3 separate regions of the Mus musculus genome follow, and all the other regions are linked to region 3. A link is a loop called in an ENCODE intact Hi-C map of the cell type or tissue named here. Cell type or tissue: gastrocnemius. All regions are shown on one strand. Region 1 overlaps Kat6a (K(lysine) acetyltransferase 6A). Region 2 holds the start of Kat6a (K(lysine) acetyltransferase 6A). Region 3 has its middle 2.1 kb from the start of Ap3m2.

What was found. Peaks named below come from ENCODE experiments on the same cell type or tissue, not always from the same donor. Only the 100,000 strongest peaks of a DNase experiment are listed, where the experiment ranks them.
Region 1: it touches region 3 in a loop (2.6-fold over the local background); 3 of 42 quality-filtered maps call a loop at or near these places.
Region 2: a loop joins it to region 3, with 6 times the contacts of the local background. A loop is called at or near these places in 34 of 42 quality-filtered maps.

The regions. Positions count from the first base shown.
Region 1 is chr8:22,931,503-22,934,002 of GRCm38, reverse strand. Kat6a (K(lysine) acetyltransferase 6A) reads right to left here. Exons shown (of 18, transcript NM_001081149.2): 16 at 1,289-1,888. Among named protein-coding and RNA genes, the nearest start is that of Ank1, 42 kb to the left of the region's middle. In gastrocnemius, no CTCF peak of the experiment used is centred here; DNase peaks (open chromatin) are centred at 1,117 and 1,530.
Region 2 is chr8:22,857,070-22,859,569 of GRCm38, reverse strand. Kat6a (K(lysine) acetyltransferase 6A) reads right to left here and starts at 24. Exons shown (of 18, transcript NM_001081149.2): 1 at 1-24. The region is part of intron 1 of Gm46036 (a long non-coding RNA gene); the gene reads left to right. In gastrocnemius, no CTCF peak of the experiment used is centred here; DNase peaks (open chromatin) are centred at 202 and 1,373; H3K4me3 peaks cover 1,262 bases; H3K27ac peaks cover 1,168 bases.
Region 3 is chr8:22,806,539-22,809,038 of GRCm38, reverse strand. It overlaps a transcript of Ap3m2 not described here. Among named protein-coding and RNA genes, the nearest start is that of Ap3m2, 2.1 kb to the right of the region's middle. In gastrocnemius, a CTCF peak has its summit at 1,092; DNase peaks (open chromatin) are centred at 946, 1,025, 1,575 and 2,253; H3K4me3 peaks cover 2,500 bases; H3K27ac peaks cover 2,500 bases.

The sequences.
Region 1 (2,500 bases), 120 kb before region 3:
CTGCAAAGATACATTCTTTATGATCATGCAATCAACAGGAGAGTTAATCACTTTAATTTTTCTCTACTTCAAAATCTACTGAGAATTTTCAAGTTAGAGTAAAAATAGCTCTGCTCCTTAGAGAAGGGCTGATTCTGCAGCGGAGGCAAGAAATATTTCAGATAAATTTGTAGGACCTTGTACTATCAGAAAGCACTTAAAACAAAAGAAACTCGCCATGACGATGATACTGTGAGTATAAACAGGAGCAACACAACAAACATGGCCAGTGCTGGATGGGAGGCGCTAAGTTTAAAACAGTGCTACAAACTCAAGTACCAGGTCCTTTCTAATGGCGACAGCAGAAGGGACCTATGTAACCTATGCAGGTGCTCTGCTGCTATAGTGAGTAGCCACACCCAGGCTAAGCCCGATCTGCACTCATGCCTTTCCTCTTCCCCAGGAAAAAGGGGAAACAAAGTAACAGCAGCAGCAGAGAAACCCAGGAGGGCCAAGGCCAACAGCAAAGTGGAGTCCTCTACCTGACTCCCATATGCCACACAATACAATACCCACCAGATGATGTGATGAGACTAGTGCTTGCTTCTCTGCCTCCTTTGCCTTACTCTCAAATACATTACCTCATTCTAGTTAATGATGGATAACAGATAAAATACTTGAACTCACAACCTTCAAGGTCATACTAAAGACAATCAAAGTCTGAGAAATTCACAACCCAGAAGAGAATAACTAACATAACATGGAAAGTTCGGTGGGATCCTAAGCAGAGAAAGGCCACTGAGGCCAACGAGAACTCTGAATAAAGCATGGTCTGTACTAAGTAACGCCTATGTTGAACTGTGACGAATGTGCCTCACACAGGCACAGAGTCTGGAGCTTATGAGAATTTTGTGTTATGTCTTTGCATTAACGGTGCAAATCTAAAATACATTCTTAAAGGTCTTCCTTTAAACAGCCTTGCACTTTTTAATACCCCTGCTACAGAAAGGAATGACCTCGTGGCTCTGGGTGAGATAGCTGCCTCTCCTCTCCTGGCTGGAGTGTGGCAGCCTGCATTGTGACTGGCCTGGGCAATGCAGACCACAGCTTGGGACATGTCTGCCAAAAAGCAGTCAGTGCCACCGTACCAGGAGCTACACTTTCCAGGACTTTAGTTACTTGCCCTCGTGCGTCTGCACGAGTTTATGAGACAGCGCATGAGCCTCGTGTGCTCTACTGCAGAACTGCACGGCACAGCAAGCCACATAGCAAGCCTCAACTACAGAGGACGAACACAAAGATGCATCACCTTTCTTTTCAGTGTGGGCTTCGTGAGAATTGGTGGCGAGTTTGACCGGGGACTCTCTGGCTCTTCCTCCTCCTCACTGCTCTCGCTGAAGCCCCTAAAGACAGCCCTGTCACCATCGGTGTAGCAGCACGGAAGCCGGTCATTTCCTTCTGGCAATCGGCACTTCAGGGTCTCAGGGCTTTTCTTCAGCTGTCCTCGCCACAACTCAACGCTCTCACTGAACCTCCCCTTGGGGATGTCTGGTTTCCCGTCTGCTTGCACTTGAGGGGCTGCCAACTGCTCTTCCATCTCAGTGAACCGTTCTTGGGAGGTTTCTGACTTTTCCTCGCAGTCTCCATATTGCTCTTGAGAAGCGGATAGTGTCTCATCCACAAGCATCTTAGAATCTTTATCACCAAAGCGTTCTTGTGTCTTTCTGTTCTTCCTCCCACAGCGGCCCCTCCGAGGTGGCTGGCTATTTGCAGGAAGACTGTCCCGAGGAAGGGCCTGTTTGCTCAAACGTGAAGAACTGGCTAGTTCCTTAACTTCTGGCTTCTTGTCAGTTTCTATTAAAGAGGAAGACTCCTGATCTTTTTTCTCCCGAGACACAGACTTCCCCACCTAATTAAGGAAAACAAAACAAACAAAAACAACATTGATTTTTTTTCAGTCTGCTTGGTTAAGATAAGAAAACAGAACTTTGGAAAAAAATTATTAAGTATTTAATAGTTACCCTGAATACTCTTTCCCTTTGGCCACTTAAAAATGTATTTATAGTTAATTATTAGTTTACTTCTCATAACAATACAATGAAGTATTATGATGCTAGTCTCTAAATGAGGTAACCGGAGGCCCAAATTCAGAACTCTGACTCTATCTTGTGCTCATAACTACTAAAAAATGCCATCTTTGATATCAAAGTAAGTGTTTGTGATCTTATAGATGGTAGATGAGATTATAACATTTTATAGAAATGAAAAATTGAAAAACTAGGAAGAACAGGTTATAACAGTGGTTTTCACCCTTCCTAACGTTGCCACCCTTTAATACAGTTCCTCATGTTGTGGTGAGCCCCAACCATAAAATTATTTCATAGCTACTACATAAGTGTAACTGTGCTACTGTTACGAATCACAGTGTAAATATCTGTGTTTTCCCATGGTCTTAGAAGACCCTGTGAAGAGGTCATGACCACAGGTTGAGAGCCGCTGGGCTATAGGAACGTGCGCCAGG
Region 2 (2,500 bases), 51 kb before region 3:
CACGGCCGCCATCTTGGAGACAGTGAGCTCCGACTGGGGGGAGGGGAGGCCAAGCGGCGGAACAGCCGCGGGGGGAGGGGAGCGTCGCGAGGGAACGGCTGCCTGGGGAGGGAGCGGGAACAGCCTGCGCGGGCGGGCGGGAGGGAGGGAGCGGAGGAGCGCGGGAGGGGGGCGGCCGGTAGCTGGAAGAGCCGGCTCGTCGCCGGGAAGGGCCGGAGGGCGGGGCCACGGGGGGCGGGGTGGAGGGAGCCGCTGGGCGGGTCACGTGGGGCGGGTACAAAAGGCCGAAGCCCGGGTGGAAGCGGGAGTTGGCCGGGCTGGAGGCCAACAGCTGGGGGCGTCCCCTCCTCCTTTCTCACGCGCAGCGATCGGGCAGAATGGCGAGGCCACAGGCGGAAGGTGCACCCGGATTATACAGCCCGGGAAACTTGGAGCGGGCGGGCGGGCGGGCGGGCGGGCGGGCGGGCGCTTGGGTGGGGCGGCTTCGGCGCGACGCCGAAACCTCGGAGCTAGGAAGCTCGGAGCTCCCGGCGCGCGGCGTCCGCCCGGGTTCCCAGGCCCTTGTTAGCGCCCGGGGGCGTGCACCCGCGGCTGCCTTGCAGGGTCGGGGACACACACACACACACACACACACAGTGGCTTCGGGAGCTCCGTGGCTGGGCGGGGGAACGCGGGTGGCAGGAGTTCCTTCTTTTGCCTTCGCCTTTCTGCTCACTCTGCACTCCAGCTGCTCATCCCCCCGTGGTTCAAAGAATAGTCTGGCTAGAAAGGGGAGAGGGCACGAAGTTGGACACTCCTTGTCAGCCAACAAGATGCCCACCTAGGGCACTTGACTGACCCCCCTGCCCGCAAGTCACTAAACCTTGGAAACATGTTTATAAGAAACACCACCCACCGAGCTCGGTTTCTAGGACTTGGACAAGGTCACACAGCTATTATGGCACGGTTGCTTGTGGAACCTGGGTCTTTCTCTTCTTTTCCTACCCTGTGCAGTTTGATGGCTGAACCGCAGAGACTCTTGGCTAGGGCAAGCCTCTCCGCTACTGGCTACCTGTTTCTTTGTCTTTGGTCCACTAGAAACTCTTGAGATTGAGTCCCACACACACATACCCCTTCCCTGGAAAGACGTTAAAGCTCAACAGCTTGAGACTTGTATTGCTGCTACCCTTGCACTTGGTTTATGTCCCCTTCCTAGACTGTTAACCCCCCGCCACCTCATTTTATCATAGCTTTACCAAAAAGGAAAAAAACACCTGCTAGTCGCTGCCATAACTTTGATATTACTTTGTTGGTTTTGTGCTTTATTCACTTTACAGTTCAGGTGTAGTCGTAATGCTTTTAGTATATTCCCAGGTTAATGTTCTTCGACAGTGCCATTTGGCATCCCAGCATCTAACCAACATGATGCCAAGGGCTCAAAACAGCGCTTATAGTGAATAAGCATTTGTAAGCGTCTGAGAAATAAGTTTACACCTCACCTCATGTCCTGTCTCCAAACCTCATTCCCTGCTTTCAGATCTGAGTAGCCCTCCTCCACCCTAATTCTTGCCCAGACGACTATGCACACTAGACTGTTGAAACTATTCCATATTAATACTAGCCTGGGAAACTCACGCAAAGGGCCTGCAGTGCCCTATACTGATGTTGATAACAAGCAGTTGTGGAGAGGTTTATTGGATCACCCAAAACCACTTCTCTACAAACCCCAAATTGTATTCCATTACTAGTGGAAGAGAAATTTGAAGACAGGAGGATGACCAAGATCAAGACTCAGTGGACTCCCCATCTCAAGGGAATATGGTAGACAATGTTACGGCAAAGACACATAGTATCATCCACAGGCCTCCAAGAATGGACACACGCATGCACGCACGCACCTGTTTGCTTGTTTGTTTGTTTGTTTTAGATATACATTACTAAAGGGCATACTCAGAGATCTTTATAAGTTTTGCAGCAAAAAAAATCAGTTTTGCAAGTCCACCTGCTGTCCGAAATGGCAGAATTTAGTGTAACTCTGGAGTTGGGGGGGGGGGGTGTTGTTTGTTGATCTTTGAGACAATTCAGACAGCTGAAGATTATTTCCTCTGTCAATCAAAAAAGCTACAGTCCTCATCTTAAAGGGAATAAAAGAGTTTATTCTGGGTCCATTCTAAGTGACTGTGACCCAGGACATAATTTCCTTATTATAACTTGATTGAAACTAACAGTATTATTTTATCACTTAGAAATTCACCAGGTAGAATGTTAAATATCACAGACAATTTTAAAAATCTAATGACAGGAGTATTTAAGAAACCAAAGGTGAAAGCAATGTGCAGTTACTGGGGGCACTCAGGTGTCAGTCAGTTAGACAAGCATCATCCAGCACCTTCAAGTCCTCCTGAATGTGCTCCCAGAAGAGGTGAGCACGTTGGCAGCCTTGGGTTTCCCATCCTGAGAGTGAGCTGGGAGTACCTGACTGCAGTCCTGATCTTTTCATCAGAATGGAGGCTTTGATGTG
Region 3 (2,500 bases):
AAACTTTTGAGAAAAACCTTCCCTACTTATAAATCTTCTTTAGAACTTTGGTGAAAGAACGCTGTTATGGCTGAATTATGCAATGAGCTTCTTCAATAATGACGATCTCCTTCCGCATCCTACAAGATGAGAAGGACGGCAGGTTTTGCTGTTCCGTTTGCCTGATGACCTGTCTGCAGGCTAGTGGTATCAGTTTATGCCTGCATATTTTTTAAAATTCAAGTATTAAATAAAGTTTCGGGTGCTCTCCAGTGTTCCAAAGCCCATTAGGTAGACAGAGGGTATTCCAACACACGGACGTTCCTTGTTTAAACTTGTTTAAACTTTTGCTTTTGCTTTACACATAGCGCTTAGTACACACGGCAAAACTGAAAACTACAGGCTGCTCTGAGAGTTTCCATTTCCCAACCGCTAGTCTCACAGCTGCCTAAGCAACCACTTCCTGAAATGCAAATACACACGCCAGCGCTCACACTCGCTACCCCATACCATACATACTGATTATTGAGTACTCAGGGAAATCTCTACCCCTTCAGCTCGCCCCAGGGACCAACTTTCACAAGGGAGAGGCCAGCGCTGGCCACTTCTAGTCTCTGTAAGGAGCTCCCTTTCTGTTTTTCTTCCGGCAAACTGATTCTGTTTGGCTTCCCTGAGCCTGCTCGCCCAGTCCTTAGCGGAGTCGATGTGGACAGGAAGCAGGTGTCCGGCGCCATCCCAGGGCAGGCCTGCGTGGGAGCCGATGGTCCCCGCAGCGCAACCCGAGTGACTCCGGCGAGACCCGCCTCCCCCTGCACCTTAGAAACCGCACCACCCGTCAGCTGGCTTCAAAACAAAGAGTCCATTCAGCGGCTTCAGATGCTGGCTCGTCGCCATGGCAACCATCCTCCGCCTCCTCCCCTACCCTCCCGACTCCCCGCAGCTGCGTGGGTGGAGGCGCCGCTTTGTCCGCGGGGGCCGGCTTTATTTCCCGCCTTTGCGGTGGACTAGAAAGGAGTCACCCCCGGGAATTCACTGTGGAAGCCGCAAGTTTCTTTTTTAGCCAGGATGGTTGGGTCCAGAGAGCCTGTCCCCGCAGGCTCAGCAGCGCCACCTTCCGTGGCCAAGAGCGCACTGCCCAGTCCGCCGCTGCGCAAAAGCTCCGTGGGACTCCCTATTGTCGCTTTTCTAGTGGCGTTCACATTTGAACAGCTAGAGCTTTCTTGGCTGAAAAGACAGAATGGTTATGTAAACAATCAAGATGATTTGTTTTGTGTTTCAGATGGTTATTTTCAATGATTATGCACTTTCAAAGAACTTGTATTTTTGATGAAATTCTCAATATTTACTTTGTCTATTCTATGAAGGAACTTTTTAAAAAATAAAAAAAAATCTATAGCGCCAGAAAAAAAAAATCTTTGGCTGCCACGTGAATTTGGGAGTTGGGAGGTTCTTATAGGTCCACACGCCTATAAGCTGTCTGAGGAATCCTAGAATGAGGACAGATGGAGCTTACAAGATCTGTCTGGGGAACTGGGCGTGGGGGGGAGTACAGCCTAAGAGAATAGATCAAGAGAGAGAAGGCGGAACAGTGTGCAGAGAAAAATAGGCTGGTGTCTGTGTGCTGAGGAGCATAGGACGAGTTATACAAAGTCACATTTCCGCGTCTGGTCTGTGGGAGGGAGTGGTCACGGTCTTCCTTACATTGTACTTAATAAAGGCAGATGCTGAAGGGAATTCTGGGGCAGCTGCGTCACATCTCACTGAGTCAACTTTTAACAAAACTTGAAAACTCATTCTCAAATGATAAAAAGGCCACCTGTAACACTCAGGCAATGCTAAGTAAGCCACGCAGAGAAAAGGAAACCCAGGAGGTGACTTGACAGAGGAAGTTTTTCTGGTCTTCACTTCTAGCTACAAAAAAACCCACATTTGATGAACAGGAAGCAGCTGGGTCTGGCACACAGTAGACAAATGTTTGCAAAGCAGAGGTTTGGTTTGCTTCTGAGAGTAATCTTTATCTAAATAACTACTTAGAAACTAAGTATGTTATTTGAAAACTTCTTTTTTTTTGGACCAATCTCTTTTCTTCCTCCGGAAATCTTCTCATTTGATGACTATTTCTTCTGTAATTTCAAACGGGACGTATGAGGCAATGTCACAAATCGTTCTTTTTTTTTTTTTTAAGCTTTGAAATTATTTTTAAAATTTCTTCTCACACCCCTCCCCCGCGCGCGCCCGGCCCCGGGTGAGTAGCGACCAGGTGGGCAGCACAAGCCTTTAATCCCAGCACTCCGGAGGCGGGAGGCAGAGGGAAACAGTTCAAAGCTGTCCCGATCTGGAGACTTCCCGGCCAGCCAGAATTGTTCAGCGAAACTGTCTCAAGTAACAAAACGAAAGGGAAAATAAACACACACACACACACACACCCGTTTTTGCATGTATGAGGTACGCGTTTGCATTTGTGCATGGAAACACTTGTAGGAGTCAGAATATCACTCCTCACCTTCCATCTGATTTGAGG